2 separate regions of the Homo sapiens genome follow, and region 2 is linked to region 1. The links are chromatin loops, found by intact Hi-C in ENCODE. Cell type or tissue: IMR-90. All regions are shown on one strand. Links, peaks and the distances in the headings refer to the core of each region. The heading gives the core; the rest is flanking DNA. Region 1 holds the start of LOC124900838 (a long non-coding RNA gene). Region 2 overlaps LINC02508 (long intergenic non-protein coding RNA 2508).

The links. A loop is a pair of places that touch in the nucleus more often than their neighbours do. Peaks named below come from ENCODE experiments on the same cell type or tissue, not always from the same donor. Only the 100,000 strongest peaks of a DNase experiment are listed, where the experiment ranks them.
Region 2: a loop joins it to region 1, with 2.3 times the contacts of the local background. A loop is called at or near these places in 4 of 110 quality-filtered maps.

The regions. Positions count from the first base shown.
Region 1 is chr4:189,199,977-189,205,363 of GRCh38, forward strand. LOC124900838 (a long non-coding RNA gene) reads left to right here and starts at 3,169. Exons shown (of 2, transcript XR_007058428.1): 1 at 3,169-3,286; 2 at 4,667-4,905. In IMR-90, for the core only: a CTCF peak has its summit at 2,481; DNase peaks (open chromatin) are centred at 2,315 and 3,085; H3K4me3 peaks cover 996 bases; H3K27ac peaks cover 1,064 bases.
Region 2 is chr4:188,776,667-188,782,053 of GRCh38, forward strand. It overlaps LINC02508 (long intergenic non-protein coding RNA 2508), which reads left to right. Exons shown (of 3, transcript NR_149102.1): 1 at 1-101. LOC101930028 (a long non-coding RNA gene) reads right to left here. Exons shown (of 4, transcript NR_188358.1): 4 at 1,008-1,385. Among named protein-coding and RNA genes, the nearest start is that of LINC02508, 2.7 kb to the left of the region's middle. RefSeq lists an enhancer at 4,196-4,365. In IMR-90, for the core only: a CTCF peak has its summit at 5,184; DNase peaks (open chromatin) are centred at 2,435 and 3,125.

The DNA of each region.
Region 1 (5,387 bases), core at 82-5,081:
GAACATTATGTTTCTAGATAATCAGTGACATGGCACAAGCAAACACTTACTCAGAAGATTCAACATCCAACGTTCCATTTAGAAATGATGCCAGGGTGACTGACAACGCTGAACTTCAAAGGTGTGAGATAGGGAAAGTCATTAATAATCAAACTGAAAAACACATTATGTCAAGTTTAGAAGTAGCCGTTGCAGAAGGTGAGTCTCTGAAGTTTCATTTCTACAAATGAACGGCCAGTATTTGTGGACTCTATGGAGAGCCCAGAAAGCAAAGAAAAGTAGTAGCACATATTTGGCAAACATCCTGTTGTTTAAGCAGATTTGTTTTTATGTCGCTGAGAAGAACTACTTGAAATTTTTCAGCGAGGAGAGCTTTGCAGTAAACACTTCTAGTTTATTAGAAGTAGTGCAGGATCGCGAGTATGCAGCCTATGCAGTTGAATGGACCCCTGCTCTCGGAAGAGCCTCACACGTGTTCTGCTGAATTTTCTGCAATTAATTCATCAAGATTTAAATTAAACAAAGACCGATTTGTACCTCCAATGGGCCAGACACTGTACTGAGTATCACTATGGAAACAACAGTAAACACTAAATGTGGTCCCTGCCCTCAGGCACTAATTCAATAGAAAGCAATATAGAAAATTAGACAAAGGAGTAAGTACAATGAATGTGATGAAGTGTTACGACTATGTGTAGTCTACTATAAGAGACAGACATATCGTGGCTATAAGATTAATGACAGCCATAAGGCCACCTTGACATCTCACAGTGCCTACACTATGTATCACTTAGCAACTTAATGTCACCTGGCTTGGGGATTTCCAATTCTGGCCCAGGGGTTACCAGAACTCTATGACAAGGGGACCTAAAACCCCTGTTGCCCTAGAGACAAGGCCACCTCAGCACAGATGCCAATTTCATAAGCCTTGAAACAAAGTTTACCCTTAAAGAATGGCTGAAATCCTCTTCACAAAAGAAAGCCCTAGTAACTGACCTGGATTGAATACAGGTGTAAGAAGGAGGAAGAGTCCCCCAAATATTGAAAATGGTCTCTGGCTGGAAGTCCTCTGGTTAGTCAGTCTTCTGACCCCGACTGTGTGTGGCCCATGCCACAGCCGACTCCTACTAACCCTCCTGTAAGGGCACTGCCAGAAGAAAGTGCTTGAGCATCAGACGGTGTCTAAGGCTCATCTATGACAAGAATCGAGCTGCAGGGGAGAAGTCGCCCCTGGGGGAAGGCTGATTAACTAGAACCACTCAAGATCCTCGAATGTGACACTAAATATAATTGTATAATAAGAAAAGACACAATGCACAAACAGCCTGTAGGCATTGGCTAGCAGGGGACCACACAGCAGAGAACAGTTTATGTAAGGAAGTAGTTTATGAAAAAGTGAGTGGACATTTAAACAATGGAGAAGGCAAATATTCATTTCCTCAATCTGCTGTATTAGGAGACGTGGAACTTTGAAAATAGAAAAGTAGAACATTACCTGGAAGGCAAACATCATCTTATATAGATTGTGTAAGAACTTATTAGTGACCGAATAAGAGAGAGAGAAACCAAGAAAGGGAGAAACCGAGAGAAACTAAGAGGGAGAATATGATGGAGCAGGTGAATACCTGGAAGCATCAGTGCTCAGACATCCTGGGATTTCTATAATCACCTGAATTTCCTGATTTCCTGAGGTCTGTCTCACTGAAACTCTCTCTCAGTCCAATTTCTTGGGTCCAGTTTTAATGCCATTTTAATTCATCAGCAAGCTCTCCTTAGGGATTTGCCATTTGGGTCACAGAACGTGTTTGCCTCTTTCCCTGGTTCCGTTGAACTGTGAGTGGCCCTGGTTATGGCACACACTTTACCTGTGACAATTGCACCTGAACACAGCAGAGCTACTTGGCTGTAAATGAAACAGCCAATCTCTTATTTAGTTACAATGTCAGTGTAAAATGCAAACATGTTTTGAATCAAATGTATGTTATTAAATCGCTGAATGGTGGAAAAAGGGGAAAATAATATGTGGATATTTCAAGATTTTTAAAAATAAATGGAGTTGAGGAAAAAAGTCATTCAAAAACTAGTTTTTGTGATACTTCTAGCTTCTTAGCAAAGATACTGGATTCGACAGCTCAAAGAAATTTCTAAGAAGTTTCCAAACCTAAAATTTAAAACGCTAAGCGGATTCCTTTTCCTTTATGATTGCAACGTTCGAACAACATTCTGTGTGAGTGTTCATTGTCTGGTGATCTGTAATGATAGGGTTTCTGGCCAGATTCTTGACAATATCAATAAACACATTTCCTATCAACCGCAGTCTCACTCCCCTGGACATTGTGACATAAACACTAGTTGGTTAAATCCAGTCTCAGCTATTCTCTGAGAATGCCAAACTGAAACCACGTTGCACACTCGCAACGTGGCCCCAGGGGAGCCGCGGCCTGGCAACGCGCGCATCCTGTGGTAGTTCAGGAGCGCCACCTGTCGTGGAGAAGGAGAAAAGCAGGGCAGGGAAGACATTCTACATTTATTCTATTTTGGTGACATATATTCAAATAAAGGACGTATTTTCTTCTACAACTGTATTTTGCCCATTTGCTGTTTGATGATGTCTTACTAAAATGTTAAAGCGTGTTTACTGACTATAAATCGATAGTAAGTATCTTTTACAGAAAGAAAGAAAGGAAGAGAGAAAAGAGAAAGAAAGAAAAGAGAGAGGAAGGAAGGAAAACAACACTTGTCTTACCTTTATAGAAATTCCTGTGTTCAAACACTGTTCATTATATTTTTTCTTTAAATAATACCCTTAAGAAATGTACAGTTCTAAAACCCTACAACAATTTGTGTTTTTGTGGTTAAATAAACCAGTGTGAACTGTTTAAATAAACCATGAGGGCTTCATAACAGAAATTCAAATGCCCGGGTTGTGCTTGATCGTTACACAGGGTTTCAGCTGTGGTTTGCAGATTCTTGTAAACTAAACCTCATGGGAAGAGCCCACATTGACAGCTCATTTGTGAACCTTGAGGACAGAAGGCACTGAACTGCCGCCCGAAAACACTCTTCTCATTCTTAAATGTCTCTTCCATACATTCCAAGTTCCTAAAGGCATTCAACATAGCAAATGCTCTAGAAGCTATTTCTGAGTCATAAACCCAGTGACGTGAGCCAAGGTCTTCAAAGGAGACTCTCCTAATCTAAAAGCCTCTGTTCAGTGAGTGCTCCTACTTTCCGTGGCACCCAGCCTTCTTTCTCTCCGTGCTCCTCTGCATTTACCATCTCGCAGGTCAGTCCCCACCCCTTTCTGTCATCAGCACCTCTGCACCTCTGGCTTCTTCCCCTGAAGGCAGCCTGTCTGGCTGCTTCTCATCCATCAGCTCTCAGCTCACATGTCGACACTGCAATAGAAATTAGGCCTACCTATCTATTTGATTCCAACAACTCACTGTAATTCGCAACTATTCTATTTATTTTCTCTAATTTTTTCCTGGTGTGTTGCATATTTCCCTCTCCAAAATAGAAACTTGACCAATACAGCCCCTTAACTACCTTATTTACCGTTTTGTTAGCAGCATATAGTAACATGCCCTGGGGAGATGTGTGCACAATAATATTTTTGGAGTGCTGAGATGAAGGCTTTTCTATCAGTCAAACTGAACAAAATGTCTGAGGCTCTTTTGATAGGCTTAAGCGGATGTAAATAACTCTATATCATTGTAGCACGGTTTGCTGAAAGGCAACTCATGGGCTATAAAGGCAGAGAATTAAGTGTGGAAGTTTATAGTATTAGTTTGGTGAATAATATTATGATAAACATTTAAACTTTCCCTGGAATTCTGCAGCTCTGGAATAATAGATAAAAGTGTTGATGTTTCTCTAGCACAGGTAATCTCAGTGCAACTGGAGAAAGTTTGAAGTTACTGAATATTTGGCTAACTGAATTTGCTAATCTGCTTAAATAACAACTCCCAAAGTCTTGATACCCTGGTCTTTTTAAACGTGGACTAACAAAAATTCGACTGACCGAAACTTTCATTTATATTCATCTGAATATACAGCATATTCTGAATATATAGACAGGGACACTGTAATATCCCCAAAATACACATTCCTGGAACATTGCATTCTACCAGTCTTCTGTGTTACCTATTTTATGTTAATTTTGGCTACGTTATATGTTCCAGAAGTACCAAGATTTTCTACTTAAACAGTAACAAGTGAGTTTCAGTTGGGGCTGTTTATTTATGAAAGCTGTTTCATAAATAAATAAAGCTGTTTATTTATGATAGCTGCAGCTATGAGAAGCACCATGGGAGGGAGTCTGCAAACTGGTAAGACAGGAAAAGTTTCTCATGGAAGAGTAAAAGCAAGACGTTGTTTGCTAGAAAAAGGATAAACAAGAAAAAGCTAGTGTGAAAGAAAACAAAAATAACATACATAAAAGGGAGCAAATATGTTCCCCTCTCCCTGGAAAAAACAATTGTCTTTTAGCCAATAGTAAAATTAGAAAAATAAAGATAGATAATAGACACTTTGCGATATTAAGTGAGAGGAATTGAATGTGAATTTTAGTATTCTGACTTTAAAAATCAAAAATCAGAAAACCTGTTTGATATCCTAATTTTTGTTTTGAATGTTTACTGAATTATTAAATCCGAAAATCTAGGAACCAATTGATGCTGAAATGGATAGAAGTAGCACGAGTGAAAACTGAAGCAGAGGCATCAGGAAGACGCATCCTCAGAAGCTGTAAGACAGCATGGCGTGGGAGACGGCCCCTCTGTTTCGTCTCCTCAAGTTCCGTGGCAGACTAGTAAGACTGAGTTTGACACCTTGGGAGAGACACGTCTGCCAAGTTTGTCATCCATTAAATTCACATTAAATGATAAGAGTTGACCACAGTAATGTTGAGAGTTGAATAATGTTACTCTAGAAAGAAGATAAGAATTGTTTTCATATATTTGAAGAATTTTTACAAGGTAGATATCCCAAACCAGAAATGTTATATAAACTAATAGCTGGGTAACTTCACACAAAGTTGAAATAACATGGATATAGCACAGTTTAAAGGGTGATCTTTCACATTAGTCAAGAATTTTTATCAGACAGATTCATGAATTTATAGCTTTTATAATAAAAATTATTTATTAAATGGGGTTGTTTATAGTTTGGACTAATTGAGTTCATAGATCAAGGGAAAAAGCAGAAAAAGAGGTTTACACTGTGTTCTTAAAATCTTGAGTTTTTGTGTTCCTAAAGGACACATTTTAGTGAAAAAAATGTTTAAAAATTTATCTGGAAATTAGAATGTTTAAGGCCTAAATTCCCAAATTAGCCATGCTCAGATGACTTGATCAAAATGCCACATAAATCAATAATTTAAAATG
Region 2 (5,387 bases), core at 331-5,330, 420 kb before region 1:
GAGAAAGCAAAGCCAACTCACAGTTCCTTGGCTGTCCCGCGGAGCCTGCGGTGGCAAACCACCTCCTTCAGAAGGGTCTGTGGATTCTCCTGGCTTTTCTGGTATGTTCCTGTGGTAGTTCTTGGAGCAGAAGTTCATGATGCCAGTCTTCATAGGCGGCTCTGTCTGTCTGAGTGGGAGCTGCAGGTTAGTCTGGGCTCCTTTCCACCATTTTTTTCTCAATAATTTTTCTTGATCCACTACTGTGCCAGGCATTTTGTAGTGTTGGACGTTGGAAGACACATAATATAGACATGGTTCCTGTCGTATTGCAGTTTATATTCTACCAACAAGCGATAAACTAACAGGAAAATATATGAGTATAAATGCTACCTACACTACAAAGGAAAAGAACGATGGATGTGTGAGATTGAGAGAATTAAATCTTAGTTTGGGTGGCCAGCAAAGGCCATCATGGGAAGATCACACTTCCTTAAGCTCTTTTTTCATCTTTTAAAATATTCATACTAACAATCACAATTTGAAATTGTACATTTATTTGTTTATATATTTATTTTAAGAAATGTAGGAAAGTGCAAAAACTGCAAAAATCTCTAAACTACAATACATGTTTTGCAAGCTCAGTTGATTACTTCTTAAATAGTCATATCCTGAATTTTGATTATACAATTTGCTTCTATTCCTTTTGAGTTCTTCAGAAAATATTTAAAGTTTCCTTTACTAAACTTTTTGAATGAATTTACATTTTTTTTTCCTATTAATGGTAGCATAGCATGTTTTAAAGTTCTATTTTTGCTGGGGGCAGAGTCTTACTTAGCTTGAGGGTTACTTGAGCATTTTTATTAGCAGCAGCTTTATTATCTATGATTAGATTTCACCTGGGCCAATTCATTACTCTCACCTTCCACACTTCAGAGTAGGTAGATAAACTTAAAAATAGTCAAAGGAACAATTTAGGGCATAGTTTACAAAATAAATCTAGCCTCTAAGTAATAACCAGCAGAAAATGAAAAACAATTTTTTTTTTATTTTGGTGCATTAAATGAAAAATACAAGAAAATATGTATATATTTTGGATAGAATTTGCAGGTTGTAAACTTAGCAGAGGCCGGGTGCGGCGGCTCATGCTTGTAATCCCAGCACTTTGGGAGGCTTAGGCGGGCAGATCACTTGAGGTCAGGAGTTTGAGAACAGCCTGGCCAACATGGTGAAACCCTGTCTCTACTAAAAATACAAAACTTAGCTGGCCATGGTAGCAGGCACCTGTAATACCAGCTACTCAGAAGGCTAAGGCAGGAGAATCACTTGAACGCAGGAGGCGGAGCTTGTGGTGAGCTGAGATTGTGCCATTGCACTCCAGCCTGGGCAACAGAGTGAGACTCCATCTGAAAAAAAAATTAAATTAAATTAAATAAATAAACTTAACAGAAAGTTAAGCAAACACAGGCTTCCCATATGAAGTAATTAGCATTTTGCAAAGAGGGAACATGGCATTAATAAAGGATCCTAGACTTAGGATCTCCACTACTCCATTTAAAATTGGATCTTTTTGAATTCACGGCAGGTTTTCCTTAAGAAACAATGTCATACATGATGGCTTAGTGTACTGGTCAATCCAGGGAAACTGATTTAATCCATAATATGACATTTGGGATAATATTGGACTAGACCAACATATATTGGGACCATCATATATATACAATGCTTATTAAAAAGATGTCTATTTAAGGTAAGTTCCTGAAAAATGAAAAATAATAGTATGCTGAGCAAACAATATGCTACAACAGAAGTTCAAAAGAAACCGAACAACCGAAACCAAACTGAACAAACAGGTGTGAAGAATTCGATGGGAAAGAACAGTGAGAAATGGTGCGGTTGGTTTCTGACTTTAAGTCACATTGATTTTTTTCCACAAGCACCATGTAAGTATTGGAATGCCTCTTAAAACTAAGTTGTGCTAACTTGGCTGGGCTGCTTTATAAACTCTTTACAAAATTTGATTCATGTTTTATTTAAGATTACATTTGGGAGGCAAGTCCCTAGGACTTGAGACAAGCTGCAGCATTCACCTGCAAGTGTGGCTTGCAAATCAGCAGACTTTGGAGCCATTGGAAAAGGCTACTTCCAGCTACAAAGTGAAAAGATATAAGCAGCGTGTGCTGTAGACTGAGGTAGTATCTTCGAGTTCTGTCATTGGCACCTATCAGTGGCTGAGATATCCTGGGTTGAAGTCTGCAAGGTCCAGCATAATGTATTATGCATGAAAAGACATCTCCTGTTACTTCATTTTTGTAAAAGATTACCTCAATACTCCTTAAGGGCTGGATGACAGTGTGTGAAGTGGCTGAAACTTACATCAAATGCTTTAATAACAGGTCAGCAAAAAGGCCAATGGGCTTAACTTTTACATTCCAACTGGCACAGCTACAGGAGTGGGCTATTTGCCAAAGACATCGAACCAAGCCTCGGAGAAGTAGAAACAGCTCAACCAGGTTCATTCAGCAGAGAATCGTGGTTAAAATATATTAAGCCTGGATTCCTCAAATTCTGTTGGTAAAGTTAATCGGGATAGGGTAACACTTGGCATCCTTATGCTATGACTGGATCTCTCATGGGAATGAGATCTTAGCTTTAATTTTTAGAATTTAATTAAAGCTTCACAAGTATAAATATAAAAGTACTTGTTATTGTTGTCACCTCTGTTCTTTAGCGATGACAAGTAACATCTTATTTGTGCTAACATGAGGAATCCATATGATATAGATTTAAAATATATCATTGTGTAAGATCTTATTTTTTCACCTTAACGTTGGCACCTATGTAATTTAGCTGAAACACTTTTAGAATTCAAGTGAGCTATGCACACCTCTGGGGAAATCTTGCTGGCCAGTTTTCCAGCGTTCCCATACAGGGATATTCACTCTTTGGCTGAGCCTTTGCTTAATTGTATTATTTTAGATGATGGGTTGCCTTGTGAGTAAATGATGAAAAGATGGAAGCTAAAATATACAGTAGCACACACCAGCCCTGTGGAAAATAAATAGCTGACTTTAAAAGAATGTTGTTCCGAAAGTCAAGGGCAATTTTAAAGAAGCAGTGAGTAGGCCAACTCAGTAACGAGTCACAGTGGTGTACTCATTGCTCCTCAGAGGCTCACATACGTTCTGGGTGTGTGTGTGGGGCCCAGCCTGGAGACTGAGAGACAACATTCTTCACCTAGTGAGGATGGTCTAAAAACAAATACATTTTAAGAAACTAAAACCTAATAATATCTTGGCCAAGTTATGTATTATAAAAACAAAGCTAAGAAAGGTGAGCTAATGAATGAAAATTAGAAATACAAGTTCTGCAATACCCGTGGCATTCATGGGAGTGCTGGGTTAATTTATTTAAAATTGCACCCGCTGGCAGATGCAAAAAAAAAAAAAAAAAAAAAAAAAAACAGAACATTATCTGTACGTTATCCTGTACTTCTTGCCCTCATGGGTAACATTTTTACTCATTTAGAGATCAACCCAGCACTTTTCACTGCTGACCACAAATTGTTTTACAAACTTTCATGTTGATTTTAACTGGATTGCCAGATTTGCCTCACAGCTTGAAGCAAATCACATCCCATAGTATCTGATAAGAGCTTGTAAAATAGTGGTACATGTTTCATTTAAGGGAAAGAATAGTTGCCTCAGAAACCGTCTGGTCTGTTAACTAGGTGACTGGATGGAATTGCGAGAAACACACTATGGACGGACCCTTACACACAGAACCGAACACTGGCCCCAATGTGTTTTGGGAAAATAATCCTTCAGGAATGAGCGTATTAGCTCCAGATATCAAACTTTAATAGTAGAGAAATTGCATGTATTATTAAACACCAACTTTACATTTGAGGTCTATGGGATGCATATTTTTCTTTCAAAAGTTCTACTTTTTTCAGGATGGGGATGAAACTGTATCACCACCCAAATCTAGGATACTTTTACTTCTACAGTAGTGAAAAAAAATTCCATATAGTTTTTTTTTGCAAGTTGTAAAAGCATACATGTTCACATACACCTGCCCCTTCTTCTAAAATTTTTAAAGAAAATGTTTCTGTCTTATTTACAGCTCCCTGAAAAGTAATGTTATTAAAAATAAACGTGTTTATTTGACTGGACACCCGGGTTTAACTACCCATGAGAGACCGCAGTGCTGTGGTTCAGTATCAGATGTGACTACCCACAAGAGGACACAGTGCTGTGACTCAGTGTGGTCAAGGACAATGCCTGCTACGTGCCTTACGGAATTAGAAAAGGGGGCTTTTACTTGTATTTATTGGTCTTTAAAATTTTGTTGTTTATATTCAGTAAAGCAATACTGAAAAAATGTTTTTGCCATAAATTAATATCATTATAACATCAGAAGAGAAAAATCTCCAAGATATTTTAAGGAGAATTAAAAATAGTAATATCAAGTAAATCAGCCAGTATTTATACGTTCACATCACACTATGAGAACGAAAACTCACTGTTTCTTGTGCATATTCAAATAAATAACAATATGAGTGTAAAATCTTTCAATTCTTCAGTCTGTTGAAAAGCCTGTGGAAAAACTAGAATCTATATTCCAGGTACTCCAGAGTATAGTAATGAAAATACTTATATTAAAAACAGGACGGCGGGCGGTGTGCAGTGGCTCACACCTGTAATATCAGCACTTTGGGAGGCCGAGGCGGGCGGATCACGAGGTCAGGATATCAAGACCATCCTGGCTAACATGGTGAAACCCCATCTCAACTAAAAATACAAAAAATTAGCTGGGCGTGGTGGCGGGCACCTTTAGTCCCAGCTACTTGGGAGTCTGAGGCAGGAGATTTGCTTGAACCCAGGAGGTGGAGCTTGCAGTGAGCCGAGATCACACCACTGCACTCCAGCCTGGGCGACAGAGTGAGACTCTGTCAAAAAAAAAATAATAAAATAAAAAACCAGAGAGGATATGACATTTTTTTTTTGAAAAGTGAGCAGTTAGAAGTTACAAATTTGATATGTAATTATATACAAAATGCAATTTATAGATATATTTTCTAGGAGCCAGTTGCACCATCAGTGCATTAGCCCTAAGCCTGTGTTTCAGACTTGTGAATTAGAAGCTTCTGACTCTCAAGAGGAGGCCTCAAGGCTGAGAGTGAAGAGGCTGCCAGTCCACGCATGACAGCCAGGGGTCAGCTCTCAGCTCGAAGGAAAGGATCAGCACAGGAAATATTTTACAGCCACGAAGAACCTTGACCTTTTCCACTCTTCTCTTTTTCCTATTTCCCCTTCTCCAGCCCCCTCCTCTAGCTCATCCCAATAATAGAGTAAAATCAAAGCATCCTGAATATTTACTAAGTGCTACATACCTTGTGAACTATT